Linked DNA regions of Homo sapiens: region 1 is linked to region 2. Evidence: chromatin loops called from intact Hi-C (ENCODE). Cell type or tissue: psoas muscle. All regions are shown on one strand. Links, peaks and the distances in the headings refer to the core of each region. The heading gives the core; the rest is flanking DNA.

The links. Peaks named below come from ENCODE experiments on the same cell type or tissue, not always from the same donor. Only the 100,000 strongest peaks of a DNase experiment are listed, where the experiment ranks them.
Region 1: a loop joins it to region 2, with 2.5 times the contacts of the local background. A loop is called at or near these places in 1 of 110 quality-filtered maps.

Annotation. Positions count from the first base shown.
Region 1 is chr20:47,399,025-47,409,383 of GRCh38, reverse strand. The region is part of intron 1 of LINC01754 (long intergenic non-protein coding RNA 1754); the gene reads left to right. Among named protein-coding and RNA genes, the nearest start is that of LINC01754, 7.9 kb to the left of the region's middle. In psoas muscle, for the core only: no CTCF peak of the experiment used is centred there; no DNase peak of the experiment used is centred there; H3K27ac peaks cover 648 bases.
Region 2 is chr20:47,591,027-47,601,385 of GRCh38, reverse strand. All of the region lies in intron 2 of NCOA3 (nuclear receptor coactivator 3), which reads right to left. Among named protein-coding and RNA genes, the nearest start is that of NCOA3, 94 kb to the right of the region's middle. In psoas muscle, for the core only: no CTCF peak of the experiment used is centred there; no DNase peak of the experiment used is centred there.

The sequences.
Region 1 (10,359 bases), core at 2,440-7,439, 190 kb after region 2:
CACCTCCCAGGTTCACACCATTCTTCTGCCTCAGCCTCCCAAGTAGATGGGACTACAGGCGCCCGTCACCACGCCCGGCTAATTTTTTGTATTTTTTTAGTAGAGACAGGGTTTCACGGTGTTAGCCAGGATGGTCTCGATCTCCTGACCTTGTGATCCGCCCGCCTCGGCCTCCCAAAGTGCTAGGATTACAGGCGTGAGCCACCGCACCCAGCTAGCTGGACTTTCTATTCTCTTCCACTAACCTATTTGTCTATCCTTCTTTATTTTGTTTTTTTATTTTGAGATGTGGTCTTTCTCTGTTGCCCAGGCTGGAGTGCAGTGGTAGGATTATAGCACACTGCAGCCTTGACCTCTTGTGCTCAAGCAATCCTCCTGCCTCAGCCCCTCACGTAGCTGGGACCACAGGTACATGCCACCACACCCAGCTAATTTTTTGTAGAGATGGCATCTTGTTGTGCTACCCAAGCCGGTCTTGAACTCCTGGGCTCAAGCAATCCTCCCACCTCAGCCTCACAAAGTCCTGGGATTACAGGCATGAGCCATCATGCCCTACAAATCTTTCTGTTACCTTTTCAAATATGTAAATTGTCCATGGATACCCAATCATACAACACAATTGCCCTTGTTCATACAAGTATTTTCTGAGTCTAATTTGTGCCAGTCATTGGGCATACAGTGGTGCTCAGGACCCAGCACCTTCCCTGGCCTCATGGAGCTTGAGGTAGTAAACATCTGCTGGTTTTGCCTGCTCAAAATCCTCCCTGCTTCAAGCAACAACTTCCTCCTCTCCACTGGAAAGCCACTGCCCATCCACTCTCACCCCACGTGTTCAGAGAAGGCTGACCTCAACATTCCCTTCAAAAGGTGGATGCATAGGCCAGGTGCGGTGGCTCATGCCTGTGATCCCAGCACTTTGGGAGGCCGAGGCAGGTGAATCACCAGGTCAGGGGTTCAAGACCAGCCTGGCCAACATAGTGAAACCCTGTCTCTACTAAAAATACAAAAATTAGCCAGGCATGGTGGTGCACACCTGTAATCCCAGCTATTCAGGAGGGTGAGGCAGGAGAATCGCTTGAACCCAGGAGGTGGAGGTTGCAGTGAGCTGAGATCGTGCCATTGCACTCCAGCCTGGGCAACAGAGCGAGACTGTCTCAAAAACCAACAAACAAAAAAAGGTGGATGCATGATCCAGGTTTGGCGACATTTTTCTAGACCTGCCAGTAAGATGTAGTTTTCTATACTCTGGTTTTTGAAGTTGGGGAGCTACAGGGGGCACTATTGCCTGAGATTCTCCTCCTGAGAAGCCAACATGGAGGACATGAGGGTCTCCAGGGGGAGATCAACAAGTACTTACCCTGTGGCCATCATTCTGGCTGTGCCTGAAGCTCACGAGGCTCCTGGGATTTCCAATTCTATGAGTCAATAAATTTTGTTATAATTATAATTCTGTTTATCTTTTTACTTTTTTTTTTTTTTTGAGACTTTTTTTTGTCACCCAGGCTGAAGTGAGTGGTGCAATCTCCGTTCACTGCAACCTCCGCCTCCCGGGTTCAAGGGTTTCTCCCTGCCTCAGCCTCCCGAGTAGCTGGAACTACAGGCGCGTACCACCATGCCTGGCTAATTTTTGTATTTTTAGTAGAGATGGGGTTTCACCATGTTGGCCAGACTAACCTCAGGTGATCCGCCTGCCTCGGCCTCCCAAAGTGCCGCGGTGTGAGCCACTGCGCCCAGCCTTACCTTTTTACTTAACACCATTTGAGTTGAGCCTACTTGCCCTCTGCTCAATATAAAAGAGTTAATGCAGGCAAAAAGGACAAAGGCTGGGTCAACACAGGCATCTTGGGGCAATTCCTTGGCCAACTTTTGAGGCAATGGTTATGAATTCCCTCCTTTGAAGGCCTCTGTCTAGCCCCTCTATCCAATCAAATAACAAGTCCCTAGAGAACAGTATTTTTCACACTGAAGATTATGACCCACTAGTGAATCATGAAGTGAATTTATTGGGTTACAGCCAGCACTTTTTAAAAAAAGAAATAGAAAAGAATACAAAGAATAGAAAATATCAGAGGGCATTCCATGTTGCAAGCCTAAGTATTGTTAATAAAAATGTTTCTGTTGTGTGCATGTGTGTACTGAGTCACCATGTAAAATGTATTTGTTACTGTGGGACACGGTCGAATAGGCTGGAAAACCTCCGCTGTAGAGCAATCCGTGGCAGACTCTGTGGGCTGCCCACCCAATAACCCTCCCTGCCTTTCTCCTTGCTGAGAGAATTATGATTTTGTCCAATACCCCTCCCTGCCTTTCTCCTTGCTGAGAGAATTATGATTTTGTTAAGGAATGGAAGCAGCCATGTGTTTATAGGGAGGTTGAGCTGTGTGGAATTATGGGTGGGGGCTAAGCCTCTTTATAGCCCAGGGAGTGAGTGCTGTTGTTGTTGTTGTTGTTTTGAGACAGGGTCTTGCTGTGTCTCCCAGGATGGAGTGCAGTGGCACGATCATAGCTCACCACAGCCTCCACCTCCTGGGCTCAAATGATCCTCCCACCTCAGCCTCCCAAGCAGCTAGGACTACAAGTGCACACCACCACCACATCCAGGTAATTTTTTAAATTTTTATTTATTTTATTTTTTTGAGATGGAGTCTCGCACTGTCGCCCAGGCTGGAGTGCAGTGGTACAATCTTGGCTCACTGAACCTCCACCTCCAGGTTCAAGCAATTCTCCTGTCTCAGCCACCCAAGTAGTTGGAATTACAGGTGTGCGCCACCATGCCCAACTAATTTTGCTATTTTTAGTAGAGACAGGATTTCACCATGTTGGCCAGGCTGGTCTCGAATTCCTGCCCTCAAGTGATCCACCTGCCTCGGCCTCCCAAAGTGCTGGGATTACAGGCATGAACCACTACACTTGGCCTATTTTTATATTTTAGAGACGGAGTCTCAATATGTTGCTCAGGTCTCAAACTTCTGGGCTCAAGGGATCCTCAGAGAGTGAGTTTTAATCAATATAAGTCAGTGGTTCTCCAGTTGTGAATGCTGAATCCTCAAGACCTTTCCAAGAGGTCCACAAAGCCTTCTTTTTTGCAACAACATACATGTATGAGACCAGAATTTCTGTGTATTTAAAGCAAAACAGAATATCACAATGGGTTGAATGCAGAAGCAGGCATGAAAATCCAGCTTCTTCTGTTAAGCAGACATCAAAGAGATAATAGCAAAATGCAAAACAGGGCCACTTTGCCACTTGGAGGCCAAGGCCAGAGGATCGCTTGAGTCCCGGAGTTCAAGACCAGCCTGGGGAACACAGAAGGACCTTGTCTCTATAAAAATTATGAAGTAATTAGCTGGATGTGGTGCTGCAAGCCTGTGCTTCCTGGTACTCAGGATGCTGAGGAAGGAGGGTCGCTTCAGCCCAGGAGGTCGAGGCTGCAGGGAGCTATGATTGCATCACTGCACTCTAGCCTGGGAAACAGAGCAAGAACCTGTCTAAAACAAACAAACAAAGAAACAAACAAAAAATGCCATGCTTTGCACTATTTTTTGTCTTGCAAAGTATAGCTATTTTTCATAAAAAATTATTTATGTTACTATGTAAAGGATAATTTTGAATGAATAAATACATGTTTAATTTTTTTCACTTTTAACTTCTAATATAGCAAATATCAATAGACATAACCACATAAACCAAAGCTCTTTGGAGTCATTAATAACCTGACAACAGCTTTTTTGTCTCATTTTGTTTTGTTTTGTTTTGTTTTGAGACGGAGTCTCACTTTGTCACCCAGGCTGGAGTGCAGTGGCATGATCTCGGCTCACTGCAACCTCCGCCTCCCAGGTTCAAGCGATTCTCCCGCCTTAGCTGCCCGAGTAGCTGGGATTACAGGTGCGTGCCAACACGCCCAGCTAATTGTATTTTTAGCAGAGATAGGGTTTCACCATGTTAGCCAGGCTGGTCTCAAACTCCCGACCTCAGGTGATCCACCCACCTTGGCCTCCCAAAGTGCTGGGATTACAGGCATGAGCCACCGTGCCTGGTCCTGAGACAACCATTTGAGAACACTGACCTAAGCCACTCATGCTTGTTTCCTTCGACTTGCCAGTGATTTTATTAGGAATGTGATGCAATTCTAGTAAATAAGATTTAAAGTTAGCTGAAGACTTCCGAGGAAGTTTTCCTGCTAGAAAAATAAAAAAGAAGAGCAGCATGGGAGGAAACAGGTTCTCTTCTTCTACTCCACTGGATTAATGTGTATGTGATGTGCCTCCTGGAGCAGTGGCAGCCATATTACAACTATGAGGTTACAAGGTTGAGAAAAAAGCCGACACACTGAGGATGGCAGAGTGAAGAGATGGAAAGAATAAGGTCCTTTAAGATAGTGTTGAGCCTCTATCCACCAGCCCAGGACCACCTATCTCTGGATTTCTTGTTCTGTAAGATAATAAATCTCTCCCCACAGATCATAAAATCTATAAAGCCAGAGTTTTTCTTGGATTTTCAGGAGTGGTGAGGGGGTTGATCTGTTTTATTCATTGCCATATCCCCAGCACCTAGAACAGGACCTGGAATATAGTAAGTGACAGGAAAATGTTTGTAGAATAAATGAATGACTCCTTAAAGATATTCCTTGTTGTATTTTGTTATTCTTGTTACTTATAGCCAAAACACCGTGTGTGTGTGTGTGTGTGTGTGTGTGTGTGTGTGTGTGTGTGTGTGTGTATCTTGCTGTGTCACTAAGGCTGCAGTGCAGTGGCCTGATCATGGCTCACTGCAGCCTTGACCTGCTGGACTCAAGTGATCCTCCTGACTCAGCCTCCCAAAGTGCTGGGATTACAGGTGTGAGCCACTGCTCACAGCTCAAAACATTTTTAATTGATTCAAACGTCCAGCCCTACTCCAATTTCTGCTTATGGGAATTCTTTTCAGCCATCCTCCTCAGTAAGCCTTTCATCAAACAGTGTCTCAGCCCAAGTTGAGCATGCCCTAACTTTTTTTTTGAGACGGAGTTTCGCTTTTGTTGCCCAGGCTGGAGTACAGTGGCGTGATCTCGGCTCACCGCAACCCCTGCCTCCCAGGTTCAAGTGATTCTCCTGCCTCAGCCTTCCGAGTAGCTGGCATTACAGGCATGCATCACCATGCCCAGCTAATTTTGTATTTTCAGTAGAGACAGGGTTTCTCCATGTTGGTCAGGCTGGTCTCGAACTCTCAACCTCAGGTGATCCGCCTGCCTCAGCCTCCCAAAGTGCTGGGGTTACAGGCGTGAGCCACTGCGCCCAGCCACGCATGCCCTAATTTATAACCTCACAACACCATGGGGTTATATCTATTTCAGAACTTGTCACTTTTTTGCGGGGGGCAGGGGGTGGCTGTCTCTTTGGTCTATTTCACTAGAAGTGGAGGTCAAAGGCTTATTAGTTTGGGTAAAATCTAGGCTGCTATAACAAAGAGACATTAAGTTTAGTGGCTTAAACAAAATCAAGTATATATCTCTCTCACTAACAACCCAAGTTAGGAGGTCCTAGGGTAGCAGGGAGGCAATGGCCAGCTTCAACACACAGCTTCAATCTCTGGGTCGAGGTACCTGCTCTAGGTCCTGCCATCACACCTGCATCCTGGCCAGTGGAAAATGGCAGAAAAAGGGGCAAAGGGAGAACATATCCATTCCTTTTAATAGCATGACCCATTAAGTGATGATAAAGTGTGTCAGAGCAAAAAAAAATAGCATGACCTAGAAGGAACATTTATCATTGTTGCTTATATCTCACTGACCAGAACTCAGTCACATCAACACTTAGATCCAAAGCAGGCTGAGAAATGTAGTCATCAGGCCAGGCACAGCAGCTCACACCTGTAACCTCAGCACTTTGGGAGGCCGAGGCAGGCAGATCACCTGAGGTCAGGAGTTCAAGACCAGCCTGGCCAACATGGTGAAAACCTGTCTCTACTAAAAATACAAAAATATCCAGGCATGGTGTTGTTGGGTGCCTGTAATCCCAGCTACTCAGGAGGCTGAGGCAAGAGAATTGCTTGAACCCAGGAGTTGCAGTGAGCCAAGATCACGCCACTGCACTCCAGCCTGGGTGGCAGACCTAGACTCTGTCTCAAAAAAAAAAAAAAAGAAAAGAAAAAAAAAAGGAAATGTAGTCATCGGGGGCCGGCCATGGTGGCTCACCCCTGTAATCCTGGCACTTTGGGAGGTCAAGGTGGGCAGATCACCTGAGGTCAGGAGCTGGAGACCAACCTGGCCCACGTGGTGAAACCCCATCTCTACTAAAAATACAAAAATTAGCCGGGCGCAGTGGCCGGCACCTGTAGTCCCAGCTACTCGGGAGCCTGAGGCAGGAGAATCACTGACCCGGGAGGTGGAAGTTGCAGTGAGCCAAGATTGTGCCACTGCACTCCAGCCTGGACAACAGAGTGAGACGCCGTCTCAAAACAAAAAAAGAGAAATGTAGTCATCAACTGGATAAACATGCACCCACCTAAAACTCATAACTTCTGTTATTAAAGAAAGAAGGGGAAAAAAGAGATATTAGTGCTGAAACAGCTGTCTCTGCCATAATACTCAGTTTGATTCATCCTTGTACCCTCAGAGCCTCAGAAAGGCTTGGCACATAGTGTTGAGGAAAAATTTAATGAAAGAACAAGGCCAGGCGCAGTGGCTCACACCTGTAATCCCAGCACTTTGGGAGGCCGAGGCGGGTGGATCGCGAGGTCAGGGGATCGAGACCATCCTGGCTAACACAGTGAAACCCCGTCTCTACTAAAAATACAAAAAATCAGCCAGGCGTGGTGGCGGGCGCTGTAGTCCCAGCTACTCGGGAGGCTGAGGCAGGGGAATGGCGTGAACCCGGCGGGCGGAGCTTGCAGTGAGCCGAGATTGCACCACTGCACTCCAGCCTGGGAGACAGAGCAAGACTCCACCTCAAAAAAAAAAAAAAAAAAGAAAGAAAGAACAAATGAGAAAGAACAGAACCCAAGAATCTTGCTTTTTTTTTTCTTTTTGAGACAAGGTCTTATTCTGTCACCCAGCCTGGAGTGCAGTGGTGCAATCACAGCTCACTGCAGCCTCGACCTCCTGGGCCCAAGCAATCCTCCCACCTCAGTGTTCTGAGTAGCTGGAACCACAAGCACGCACCACCACGCCTGGCTTCTTTTTTTTTTTAGACGGAGTCTGGCTCTGTCGCCCAAGCTGAAGTGCAATGCCGCGATCTCGGCTCACTGCAAACTCCACCTCTCGGGTTCAAGCGATTCTCCTGCCTCAGCTTCCCGAGCAGCTGGGATTACAGGCACCTGCCACCACACCCGGCGAATTTTTGTATTTTTAGTAGAGACGGGGTTTCACCATAGTGGCCAGGCCGTTCTCGAATCGAACTCCTGACCTCAAGTGATCCTCCCACCTCAGCCTCCCAAAGTGCTGGGATTACAGGCGTGAGCCACCACGCCCAGCATTTTTTTTTTTTTTTTTTTTTTTGGTGGAGATGCGGTCTCTCTACGTTGCCCAGGATGGTCTCAAACTCCTGGGCTCAAGTGATTCTCCCAATTAGGCCTCCCAAAATGTTGGGATTACAGGTGTGAGCCACAGCCCCCGGCCAAGAATACTACTCTTGATGGATATACCATTAATCTGGAAATCAAACAGAAACCAGAAGAGACAATATTAGCTCATGAACACAGCCAGTCGTGTTGGCTCATGCCTGCAGTCCTAGCGCTTTGGGAGGCAGAGGCAGGAAGACCACTTGACCCCAGTAGTTCAAGACCAGCCTGGGCAAAATGGCGAAAACTCTTCTCTACAAAAAATACTAAAATTAGCCGGACATGGTGGTGCGCACCTTTAATCTCAGCTACTCGGGAGGCTGAGGCAGGAGAATCTCTTGAACCCAGGTGGTGGAGGTTTCAGTGAGCCAAGATCGCACCATTGCACTCCAGCCTGGGCGAGAGAGACTGTCTCAAAAAAAAAAAAAAGGCCGGGTGCAGTGGCTCACGCCCTGTAATCCCAGCACTTTGGGAAGCCAAGGCGGGCGGATCACGAGGTCAGGAGATGGAGACCATCCTTGTTAACATGGTGAAACCCCGTCTCTACTAAAAAAATACAAAAAAATTAGCTGGGCGTGGTGGCAAGCGCCTGTAGTCCCAGCTACTGGGGAGGCTGAGGCATGGGAATGGCGTGAACCTGGGAGGTGGAGCTTGCAGTGAGCCGAGATTGCGCCACTACACTCCAGCCTGGGCGACAGATTGAGACTCCGTCTCAAAAAAAAAATAAAATAAAAGACATTGTGCACTTTAAATATACCCAGATCCTAAGATCCTAGCACAGTTGGAGCCAGGTGCTCAAAGATGTCTTCAGAATCTTCTAGTCCTTCATGCTGTCAGCGTCTTCTGTGAGGCTTCACTCTCAGTGTGGTGAGAGGGGCCAGCAGTCTCAAGAAAGGCGTGTCTCTGACAGTTTCAGCAGGAAGTGGTAGGAAATGAATCCTCTGATTGGCCCAGTTTGGGTCATGTGCCCAGATCTGACCAATCACATTGGCCAGATGGATGAAGCCCTCCGATTGGCTAGGTCTGGGTCACATGTTCACATCAAGCGTTGAGAGATCCAGATCTGGAGTAGAAGAACGAAAGTGATTGGCAAGAGTCTGCTCAGCAGGAAAAGCTCTACTGATCTACTCCATAGCTCCCTCTCTGTCTGGCTCCTGTTTCATTCTTCCCATTACAAAAATCCAGGGAAACTATTGGGCAAAGGCAGAGTCTCCTCCAAGGGCCTCAGTTGCTGGGCAGGCAAAGACCAAATGGTCTTTTCTTTAAGGGGGCGGGGTGCTATAATCACTTATATTAATTATTCAACCACATAAATTAACTTCCAGGACTCTGGATATATTTCGGGGGAAGAGTCTAAATAATTCATATTTGATTCATAATACGTGCATATTCTAATACCAGATAATTGGAAAATTATACACCAGAAATACTGTTCATGCAAATATGCATTGTTACTCTCTGCATAAAGGAGGCATTGCAGGCATAATTAATAATGATGGTGCCATAATAACAGTAAGTCTAATTCTGTGTTAAATTCTGTTTGATTATAATGCATTAAATCTATGATTTAACGGTTTTATACATGTACATGCACACGCATATAATTTTACAAAAAATCATAAATGTGATCATATCATATATGTTGGGGGAAAGAAAGTTTTTGTTTTTTGTTTTTTGTTTTGTGAGATGGAGTTTTGCTCTTGTCGCCCAGTCTGGAGTGCAATGGCACAATCTCAGCTCACCGCAACCTCCACCTCCCAGTTTCAAGTGATTCTCCTGCTTCAACCTCCCGAGTAGCTGGGATTACAGGGCCTCACCACCACGCCCAGCTAATTTTTACATTTTTAGTAGAGACGGGGTTTCACCATGTTAGCCAGGCTAGTCTCGAACTCCTGACCTCTGGTAATCCACCCCTGCCCTTGGCCTCCCAAAGTGCTGGGATTACAGGCGTGAGCCAACATGCCCGGCCAGGAAGTTTCTTCTAGAGAAATCTTTTTGGTTTTTCTCTTTCTTTTTTCTCTTGGCTTCTCCTTCCCTATTTCTCCTTTTTCTCTCCCGTTCTCACCTCGGGTTTGTATGCTCCCATCTTTTTCTCCATGCCTAGGTAATTTTATACAAATACACATATACAGCCAGGCTCGGGGGCTCATACCTTTAACCCCAGCACTTTGGGAAGCCGAGGCAGGCGGATCACTTGAGGTCAGGAGTTTGAGAACAGTCTGGCCAACATGGTGAAACCCCGTCTCTACTAAAAATACAAAAATTAGCCAGGTGTGGTGGGCTCCTGTAATCCCAGCTACTCAGGAGGCTGAGGCATGAGAATTGCTTGAACCAGGAGGTGAAGTTGCAGTGAGCTGAGATTGCGCCACTGCACTCCAGCCTGGGCAACAAAGCAAGACTATATCTGGAAAAACAAACGAACAACAACAAAAAAAACAAATACACATATACATACATATTTGGATACACGTACATGTATATGTAAGTATAGACATGCAAACATACTACATACACATTGAATACACAGGAGTTTATATAAATAGCATCATGTTATACTCATTTTTCTGTATCCTCCTTTTCTCATTTAACACATCACATTGACATCCCTCCAGGCCACCTGGCAAAGAGCATTTTAGTGGCTGTACAATATTCTGTGGTGTGGCTATACCGTGATCTATTCAGAAACTCTGTAAGGATGGATATTTACTTTGTTTGCCATTTTTGCCAAGATGAACAATATTGCACACATCTTCTTGCACATATATTCTTACATATTAGTTCCCAAGAGTGGAACTTATCCCATGGAAATGTTAAAAGGCCTTG
Region 2 (10,359 bases), core at 3,528-8,527:
TATAGTTTATCTCCACAAAACTCATGTTGAGGCTTGGTCCGCGATGTGGTATTCGGAAGTGGTGCCTTTAAGAGGCAAGTAAGTCGTTAAGATGGATTAATGCCTTTCTCACTCCCTTGAGTTCTTGCTCCCACAGGTTTGGACTAAAGAGTGGGTTGTTACAAAGTGAGACCACCTCTTGTGTTGGTAACTTTGCACATGCCTGCTTCCCCTTCCTCTTCTCCACCGTGGTGTTACGACATGGCACAAGGCCCTCACCAGAAGCTGACCAGATCTCAGACTTCCCAGCTTCCAGAATCATGTGCTAAATAAACCTTTCTTTTATAAACTACCTAGTTTCTAACCCTAGAAGACCAGAACACTAGAACAGAACACCAGAAAGCAGACTAAGACATTCTTTGACTTTAATAATAAAATACAATTATCAATAGGAATTGTCTTTTGAAAGCATCCCCTGTATAGTATGTGACCTATACTTAAAATAAATTACCTTTTACAGTAAGTTGTCATATGAGCAACACTAAATTCAAGATACAATTTTTGAATTCTATCTTTTTTTTTTTTTTTTTTTGCCAGGGACAGTGGCTCATGCCCGTAATCCCAACACTTTGGGAGGCCAAGGAGGGCAGATAGCTTGAGCCCAGGAGTTCGAAACCAGACTGGGCAACATGGCAAAACCCCATCTCTACCAAAAATACAAAACGTTAGCTGGGTGTGCTAGTGTACGCCTGTAGTCCCAGCTACTTGGGTGGCTTAGGTGGCAGGACTGAGCTTGGAAGGCGGAGGCTGAAGTGAGCCGAGATCACACCACTGCACTAGAGCCTGGGTGACAGACTGAGACTCCATCTCCCCCAACCCACACGCCCGCCAAAAAAAAAAAACACATTTAAGCTTTTAAAATTATAAATGCGGCCATGCGCGGTGGCTCACGCCTGAAATCCCACCACTTTGGGAGGCCGAGGCGGGCAGATTGTCTGAGGTCACGAGTTCGAGACCAGTCTGGCCAACATGATGAAATCCTGTCTCTACTAAAAATACAAAAAATTAGCTGGGCGTGGTGGTGGGCGCCTGTAGTCCCAGCTACTTGGGAGGCTAAGGCAGGAGAATGGCGTGAACCCGGGAGGTGGAGCTTGCAGTGAGCCAAGATCGTGCCACTGCACTCCAGCCTGGGCAACACAGCAAGACTCCATCTCAAAAAAAATAAAAATAAAAAAATATATATATATAAAATATATAAAATACACACACACACACACACACACACACACACACACAAAGGAAGTGAGAGAATTAGCCATCAGATCATCTCAAGTAAAATAATTGGAGCTTTTCTACTTGTATATACTGCACTTAACTAACTAGTCCTAAACAGCAGATCCACCAGGATTATGAATTTTTTGGTGAATTTTTTTTAAACTGTAGTTATAAACTTGAGAGCAAACATTGATTTCTGGAGGCATTGCGCAAGATAGCCATAAATATCTCACAAATGTTTAGTGGACAAACAGGAAGTGGAGATGGATCTGGGTATGGTCTTTTTAAGAATGCAATCTTTTCAATGTAAACTTTCTTGACACATGAAAAAGATATGCTGCTGGAATTCATATTGACCATATAATTACAGGATGACCTCTATAAAAAGACTGAATAAGGTTTTTTAAAATTTGAAGTGAGTGCAATTAACATCTTATTTTTGAAATCTAACAATGTTTGAGATAGGAAACCTTTTGAGATCAGTGTCATGAGGAAAGTAATATTTTTCCATAAAATTTCTGTATGACATCATAGTGTTCTTAGCAGTTTTGCATACATCAGCTAGATTCTTTAACAGCTTTACTGAGATATTAATTCACATATTATATGCTTAAAGTGCACGACTGGCTTTTAGTATATTTCAGAGTTGTGTAACTCTCACTGTAATCAATTTTAGAACATTTTCATTATCCCAAAAAGAACTCAAAATCCCTTAGCTGTTATTCCCCCCTGCTCCCATTCCCACCCCCTCAACCTCATATAACCCAACCTTCCACCTATTCACCCCTGCCCTTGACAACCACTTACGTATTTGCGTCTTTATGGATTTACCTATTCAGGACATTTAATATAAATGGCATCACACAATATCTAGTTCTTTGTGACTGGCTTCTTTTACTTAGCATAGTGTTTTCAAATACATCAACATTGTAGCACATATCGGTTCAGTCATGCCTAGCTTAATGACAGGGATACATTACGAGAAATGTGCCTTCATTCCATTTCATCATTGTGCAAACATCACAGAGTGTCCCTTAACAAACCTAGATAATACAGCCTAAATCTAGGCTATATGGTATAGCCTACAGCTCCTACGCAACAAACCTATACCTATACTGCATGTTAATATATTGAATAGCGCAGGCAAGTGTAATACAATGGTATTTGTGTATCTAAGCATATCTAAACATAGAAAAGGTACAGTAAAAATACAGTATAATCTTATGGAACCACTGTCATATATGTGGTCCTATTCCTTCATTGACTGAAACATTGTTATATGCTACATGACTGTACTTCATTGCTTTTTATTTCTGGCTAATACTTCACTGTATGGATACACCACATTTTATTTATGCACCTATCAGCTGATGGAAATTTAAGTTGTTGTTCTGCTACTATGAATACTGTTGCTATGAATATTTGTGTGTAAGCTGTGTGATTATGTATATTCTTAAATGAGAAATCATGAGCACTAATAATAAAAATAGGTTTCAGCCAGGTGTGGTGGCTCATGCCTGTAATCCCAGCACTTTGGGAGGCCAAGGCAGGAGGATCACTTGAGGTCAGGAGTTCGAGACCAGCTTGGCCAACATGGTGAAACCCTGTCTCTACTAAAAATAACAAAAATTAGCCAGGCATGGTGGCACGCACCTGTAATCCCAGCTACTCAGGAGGCTGAGGCAGGAGAACCGCGTGAACCCAGGAGGTGGAGGTTGCAGTGAGCAGAGATTGTGCCACGGCACTCCAACCTGAGCGACAGAGCGAAACTCCATCTCAAAATAAAATAAAATAAAAACAGGTTTGATAATACATGTAAATGATGCTTCCAAAGTTCGCTAGTAAACAGTAAAGAAGCCAGGTTCTTTTTTTTTTTTTTTTTTTTGAGACAGAGTCTCGCCCTATCGCCCAGGCTGGAGTGCAGTGGCGTGATCTTGGCTCACTGCAAGCTCCGCCTCCCACATTCACGCCATTCTCCTGCCTCAGCCTCCAGAGTAGCTGGGACTACAGGCGCCCGCCACCACGCCTGGCTAATTTTTTTGTATTTTTTAGTGGAGATGGGGTTTCATTGCGTTAGCCAGGATGGTCTCAATCTCCTGACCTCATGATCCGCCCACCTCGGCCTCCTAAAGTGCTGGGATTACAGGCGTGAGCCACCACGCCCGGCAGAAGCCTGGTTCTTTAAAAACATTTATTCTAAAAATCTAAAAACCAATCATGGAATCTTAACTATGATTAATATGTTAACGGGCTCTAATGGGGAAAGCAGACAACATGCAAGAAGAGATGGGTAATGTAAGCAGAGAGATAAAAACTCTAAGGAGGAATCAAAAGGAAAGGTTAGGCCAGGTGCGGTGGCTCACACCTGTAATCCCAGCACTTTGGGAGGCCGAGGCCGGTGGATCACCTGAGGTCAGGAGTTCAAGACCAGCCTGGACAATATGGAGAGACCCTATCTCTACTAAAAACACAAAAAGTAGCTGGGCTTGGTGGCGAGTACCTGTAATCCCAGCTACTCGGGAGGCTGAGGCAGGAGAATGGCATGAACCCGGGAGGCAGAGGTTACAGTTAGCCGAGATCGCACCACTGCACTCCAGCCTAGGCGACAGAGCGAAACTCCATCTCCCCCTCCCAAAAAAAAAAAAAAAAGCACAGGTTAGAATCAAAAAAGACTAACAGAAATGCAAAATGCCTTTGATGGGCTCATCAGTAGACCAAACATAGGAGTGGGAGACCAGAGAGCCTTAAGATCAATACAAACTCCCCAAAACTGAAAAAGAAAGAGAAAATGAAAAAGAAAAGAATATCCAAGAATGGTGGGACAATTATAAAAGGTGTAACACACACAAAATGGGAATACTATTCACATGAAATTTTAGAAAAGGTAAAACAGTAGTGACATAAAGCAGACCAGTTGGAGGTTTCTTCTGGTTGCTAGGGACCAGTGGAGATGACTGATTGCACAGAGGCACAAAGAACTTTAGGGAATGGTAGAAATGTTTTATATCATGACTGTGGTGATGGTCACATTTGTCAAAACTCATTAAATTGTAAATGTAAGGTTGGTAAATATTTTGTATGTATATTATGCTTTAATAAAGTTGGTTTTTTGAAATCAAGTACTTAAGGAAAATTACAGTGCTTATTGCTAATCCTATGATAAATAAAAAGTGATATGAAATAACTTAGCTAATAAAACAAGAAACAATGTATAAAACATTTCAGTAAGAAAATTTACTTTTGGCTTAGTATGGTGCCTCACACCTGTAATCCCAGCACTTCAGGAGGCCGAGGCAGGTGGATCGCTTGAGCTCAGTTCGAGACCACCCTGGGCAACATGTTGAAATCCCCATCTCTACCAAAAATGTAAAAATATTAATTAGTCAAGTGTGGTGGCAAGCGCCTGTAGTCCCAGCTACTCAAGAGGCTGAGGTGGGAGTATCGCTTGAGACTGGGCGGCAGAGGCTGCAGTAAGCCAAGATCATGGCACTGCAGTTCAGCCTGGGCAACAGTGTGAGACCCTGTCTAAAATTTAAAAAAAGAAAGAAAATTTACTTTTTCTAAAGTAGTACCACCACATTGAAAGCAAATATATTAGCAGTTAAAATCAAGTTTGTTTAAAACTTTAGAGCAATAAAAATATTTTAAACGAGATACAAAAAATGATCATTGCAACGTTGTTCACACTTCAAAAGCTAGAAGAAACTCTAATGTTTATCAATTGCAGATTTGAAAAATGAATTCTAATGAAGCCATGCAAAAGAATACAATACAGGGATGGTAAAAATGAATTATACACAACATGGTTGGATCTTACAATTTAGAAAGCCACCACATTACATCCATTATATTTTTGGAAAGCTAAAAAAAACAAGAAAACTAAACATTGTTCAAGGACACATCCAAATGAGACTTTTTCAAAGTTTTTTAAATGAAGTTAATTATTAACTCAAAGATAGCTGTGACTTCAAGGATAGAAGCAGGATGACTTCGGGAAGAAAGATTCAGGGAGCAGGTACACTATACGAACTGACCGTCCCGTTCTTCAGTTCAAGGAGTGGGTTCAAGAATAGCCTTCAAAGTATACTTCATAATTCAAATAATATATACTCTTTATTTATATAAAAATAATGTGTAATTTTAGTGTTTAAAGTAAAAAATCACTATGTGAACAAATACTTGCTCTAACATCTGAGTGAGGTATTGTGATAAATGCATTCCACTTATTACTCCCATTTAATCCTCCTGACAGCCCTATGAAACACAGAATAGTGAGCTAGATGAAAGTACAGTTCAATATTATCCCTACTTCACTTGAAAACACTGAGACATCGAAAGGTAAACTCAACCCAAAGTCATACATCCAGTAAGTGGTGGAGCTAGAAATTAAATCCAAGTCATTCTAACTTCAGAGCCAAGCTTTTAACCAATCCCACCAAAAAATTAAAAAAAAAAAAAGCCTTATGTCATGGCATCAAATATTTTATTTTTTTCATGGAATCTCAGTAAAGCCACATCACTTACAGCTATTCTAACAGTTTAGATAGAACTGGCCTTACTGGACTTCCAATAATAAATCACTCTTTTCCAGCCACACCAAGTGGAAGATCCCACCAGTCTAAAAAATTTAAAACCAGTTATAAATCACGGTCCTTTGCAAGTTAAGCGCCAGCCAAGGACTGTAGATTCTTGACCTATCCCTATAGATATCTCCTGTAAAAAATTATTTTAAGGCCAGGCGTGGTGGCTCACTCCTGTAATCCCAGCACACTTTGGTAGGCCAAGGCGGGCGGATCACCTGAGGTCAGAAGTTTGAGACCAGCCTGGCCAACATGGTGAAACCCCATCTCTACTAAAAATAAAAAATTAGCTGGGCATGGTGGTACGTGCCTGTAGTCCCAGCTACTCAGGGAGCTGAGGCAGCAGAATCGCTTGAACCCAACAGGCAGAGGTTGCAGTGAGCCGAGATGGCGCCGCTGCACTCCAACTAGGGTGACAGAGTGAGAGTGTCTTTAAAAAAAAAAAAAAGGTCATTTTAAAGGCTGGGCGTGGTGGCTCACACCTGTAATCCCATCACTTTGGGAGGCAAAGGCAGGCGGATTGCCTGAGGTCAGGGGATCGAGACCAGCCTGGCCAGCGTGGCAAAATTCCATCTCTACTAAAAATACAAAAATTAGCCAGTCGTGGTGGCGGGTGCCTGTAATCCCAGCTACTCAGGAGGCTGAGGCAGGAGAATTACTTGAACTCGGAAGGCAGAGGTTGCAGTGAGCTGAGATCGCGGTACTGCGCTCCAGACTGGGCGGCAACAGCAAAACTGTCTCCAAAAAAAAAAAAAAAAAAAAATCAGGTATTCTGCCCACCTCAGCCTTCCAAAGTGCTGGGATTACAGGCGTGAGCCACCGTGCCCAGCAATATCATGAAGACTTTCATCTTCTCTTTTTTTTTTTTTTTTTTTTTTTTTTTTTTTGAGACAGAGTCTCGCTCTGTCGCCCAGCCTGGAGTGCAGTGGCACAATCTCCACTCACTGCAACCTCCACCTCCCAGGTTCAAGGGATTCTCCTGCCTCAGCCTCCTGAGTAGCTGGGATTACAGGTGCCTGCCAACACGCCAGGCTAATTGTTTTGTATTTTTAGTAGAGACGAGATCTCATCATGTTGGCCAGGCTGGTTTCGAACTCCTGACCTCAAGTGATCTGCCCACCTAGGCCTCCCAAAGTGCTAGGATTACAGGCATGAGCCACTGCACCTGGCCAAGACTTTCATCTTCTAATCTGACTGGTTATCACGCATCTTGAGTGGTGTAACAGCAGTTAGCAGGTAACTAAAAGGTTCCGTAATGTAGAATCTGATCCGTCAATCATAGAAAATTAAAGCTGGAAAGAACCTGAGATTATGTGTAAAACAAGTGAACTGGTCATTATGAAGAAAATGATGCCAAGATGAGACTACTACTCTTCCTAGTTCCCATCTGGCAACATGTGTTTTCTGGCTTTAAATATGAGAGGTGTTATATCCAAGGCAAAATCAACAAATGTTGATTTTTATACATAAGGCAATACAAACCTAAAAACAATTCACTTAAGTTGTTTGGTTTTTAAGTAATCGTTGCCTTATAGGATTTCTATGAATTTGGTTCATATTTTAATTAGAAGGCATGAATGCAGAATTTATAATTAAAATGTTTACCTTTAAACTTTAGAAATTTAATTTCAAAATAAACTGAAGGAGAAATATAAATATACGGTTACTACAACTAAGAATGTCATTCTTATGCCAGTAATTCTTTTCCCATACTACTAATTATCTTATAAGGTTCTAACAGAACTTTAGAAACTAGAATTTTAGGAAAATGTTTATATAAAGGCACTTGATAATTATCCTGGCTTAGTAATGCTTTCATTCCTTTACCAAACTTTATAATGTTCTTATTTTAACTAAGATGACACAAAAACTGGTTTAAAAATTTTCATGAAGTTAAATCCATCAACTTGGCCAGGCGCAGTGGCTCACGTCTGTAATCCTAGCGCTTTGGGAGGCCGAGGCAGGCGGATCACGAGGTCAGGAGATCGAGACCATCCTGGCTAACATGGTGAAACCCCATCTCTACTAAAAATACAAAAAAAATTAGCCGGGCGTGGTGGCGGGCGCCTGTAGTCGCAGCTACTCCGGAGGCTGAGGCAGGAGAATGGAGTGAACCCGGGAGGTGGAGCTTGCAGTGAGCCGCGACGCACCACTGCACTCCAGCCTGGGCAACAGAGCGAGACTGTCTCAAAAAAAAAAAAAAAAAAAAAAAAAAAATCCATCAACTCAAGAGGAGGTACTCCAAAGAGTTAATTTCCGAGACAATGAATGATACCGCAGTCTGGGATTCCAAAGTCTTGATTTTAAAACGTATGTGGTGGCCGGGTGCAGTGGCTCAGGCCTGTAGTCCCAGCACTTTGGGAGGCCGAGGCAGGTGGATCACCTGAGGTCAGGAGGTCAAGACCAGCCTGGCCAACATGGTGAAACTCCATCTCTACAAAATACAAAACATTAGCAGGGTGTGGTGGCGGATGCCTGTAACCCGAGCTACTTGAGAGGCTGAGGCAGGAAAATCGCTTGAACCTGGGAGGCAGAGATTGTAGTGAGAGGAGATCACACTACTGCACTCCAGCCTGGGCAACAAGAGCAAAACTCTGTCTCAAAAAAACAGTCTGTCATTAGAATTAAATTTTTCTGTTGAGTAACCACAGACATACTTTCACTGCTGGAGGAATGTCATCTAAAAAGATTAGTTCAAGGTATTACTGACTTCAGGATACTTAAATTCTTCAACTGAAAACCGTTTTTTAAATGAGAAGAACTTCAATTTTCTGCAATTTGACAATGTTGTTAATTAAGTAGCATCCGCTACCAGGACCACCACTCACACCAGTTACAGTATGAACATTTTAACTGACAGCAACTTATTAGAAGATAAAGATCATGGCATTATGGAAAGAAAATGGTCTGTAGTTTGTAAACAATCAAGTTAGGTTCTAATTTCAGTTCTGCCACAAACTAGGTATATAACTTTGATAAACCTGTTACCTTTTCTGAAGCCTCTATCAACCCCAACACAGGGCTGTAGGAATGAAATAAGAGGTAAAAGTATTTCATTGTTGAATAGTGCTTAGAAATTGAGTTGGCAGAAAAAGTCACTGAACTTGAAGGGATATCAAAAGAATTATCCAATTTGAAGAAGAGAAAGGAAGAAGACTGAAGAAAAATGGTTAGAACCTTAATGACTTATAAACATATCAAATGGTCGGCTGGGCCTGGTGGCTCACACCTGTAATCCCAGCACTTTGGGAGGCTGGGGCAGATGGATCACCTGAGGTCAGGAGTTCAAGACCAGCCTGGCCAACATGGCAAAACCCCATCTCTACTAAAAATACAAAAAAAATTAGCCAGGTGTGGTGGCAAGCACCTGTAATCCCAGCTACTCAGGAGCTGAGGCAGGAGAATTGCTTGAACCCAGGAGGCGGAGGTTGCAGTGAGCCAAAAGAGCACCACTGCACTCCAGCCTGGGGTACAAGAACGAAACTCCACCTCAAAACAAAAGAAAATCAAATGGCCTAGCAAGTATGATTGGAGTCCCAGAGGAAGGAGAATTAAATTGAAGCAGAGATGCAGAAAAAGTACTTGAAGAATGGCCAAAACTTTCCATATTTGATGAAAACACAAATTTACAAATCCAAGAAGCTCAAAGAATACCATGCAGGATAAATACAAAGAAAACTAGACCTAAATACATAGTCAAACTATTTTAAACCAAACGTAAAAAGAAAATCTTAAAAGTATCCACAAGAAAAAAAGACCACACATACTGAGAACAAGATTAAAAATCAACTCTTCAAAAAAAAAAAGGGGAGGAGGTTACAACACCACAGAACAACTTTAAAGTGCTGAAATAAAAAAATCAACAACCCAGAATTTTCTATCCAGTGAACCAAACCTTCAAAAATAGGGTGAAATAAAGACATTTTCAGATAAATAAAAGTTGAGACAATCAGTGATAAACAATTCTGGAAATGAAATTATATCCTTCAGGCCAAAGAGAAAGGGGCATCAGATGAAAATGCACATCTATAAAGATGAATGAAGAGTACCAGAAATGTCTTACTGTCAAATGGGTGATGGCTTCTGCTACTCTCCGATGCTTCCCTTGAGGACTCATATGCTATAATTTGTCTTCAAAGGACAGTTGAAGATTCTCATGCAAAAGACTGTACAAAGTACCTTTAAATCTTGATAATTTATGAAATACTCTGGGCAATGAACTACTGAGCTAACATTTTTAAATTTTAAAACTATACTAAAGGCCAAAATGTCTAGGTATCTTAAACATCTAAGCAGACAACTTAAAAGTGACTACAGAATAAGCCTAAGAGAAACAGAATTAACTGCATAGGACTAAATGAACTAGTGGCAGAAATTTAACCAGTTGTTTCAGACTATGGTTTTTTCTTTTGTTTTTTCTTTTGTCTTTTGTTTTTTGTCTTGAGACACAATCTTACTCTGTTTCCCAGGCTGGAATGCAATGGTGCGATCTCGGCTCACTGCAGCCTCTGCCCCCTGGGGTTCA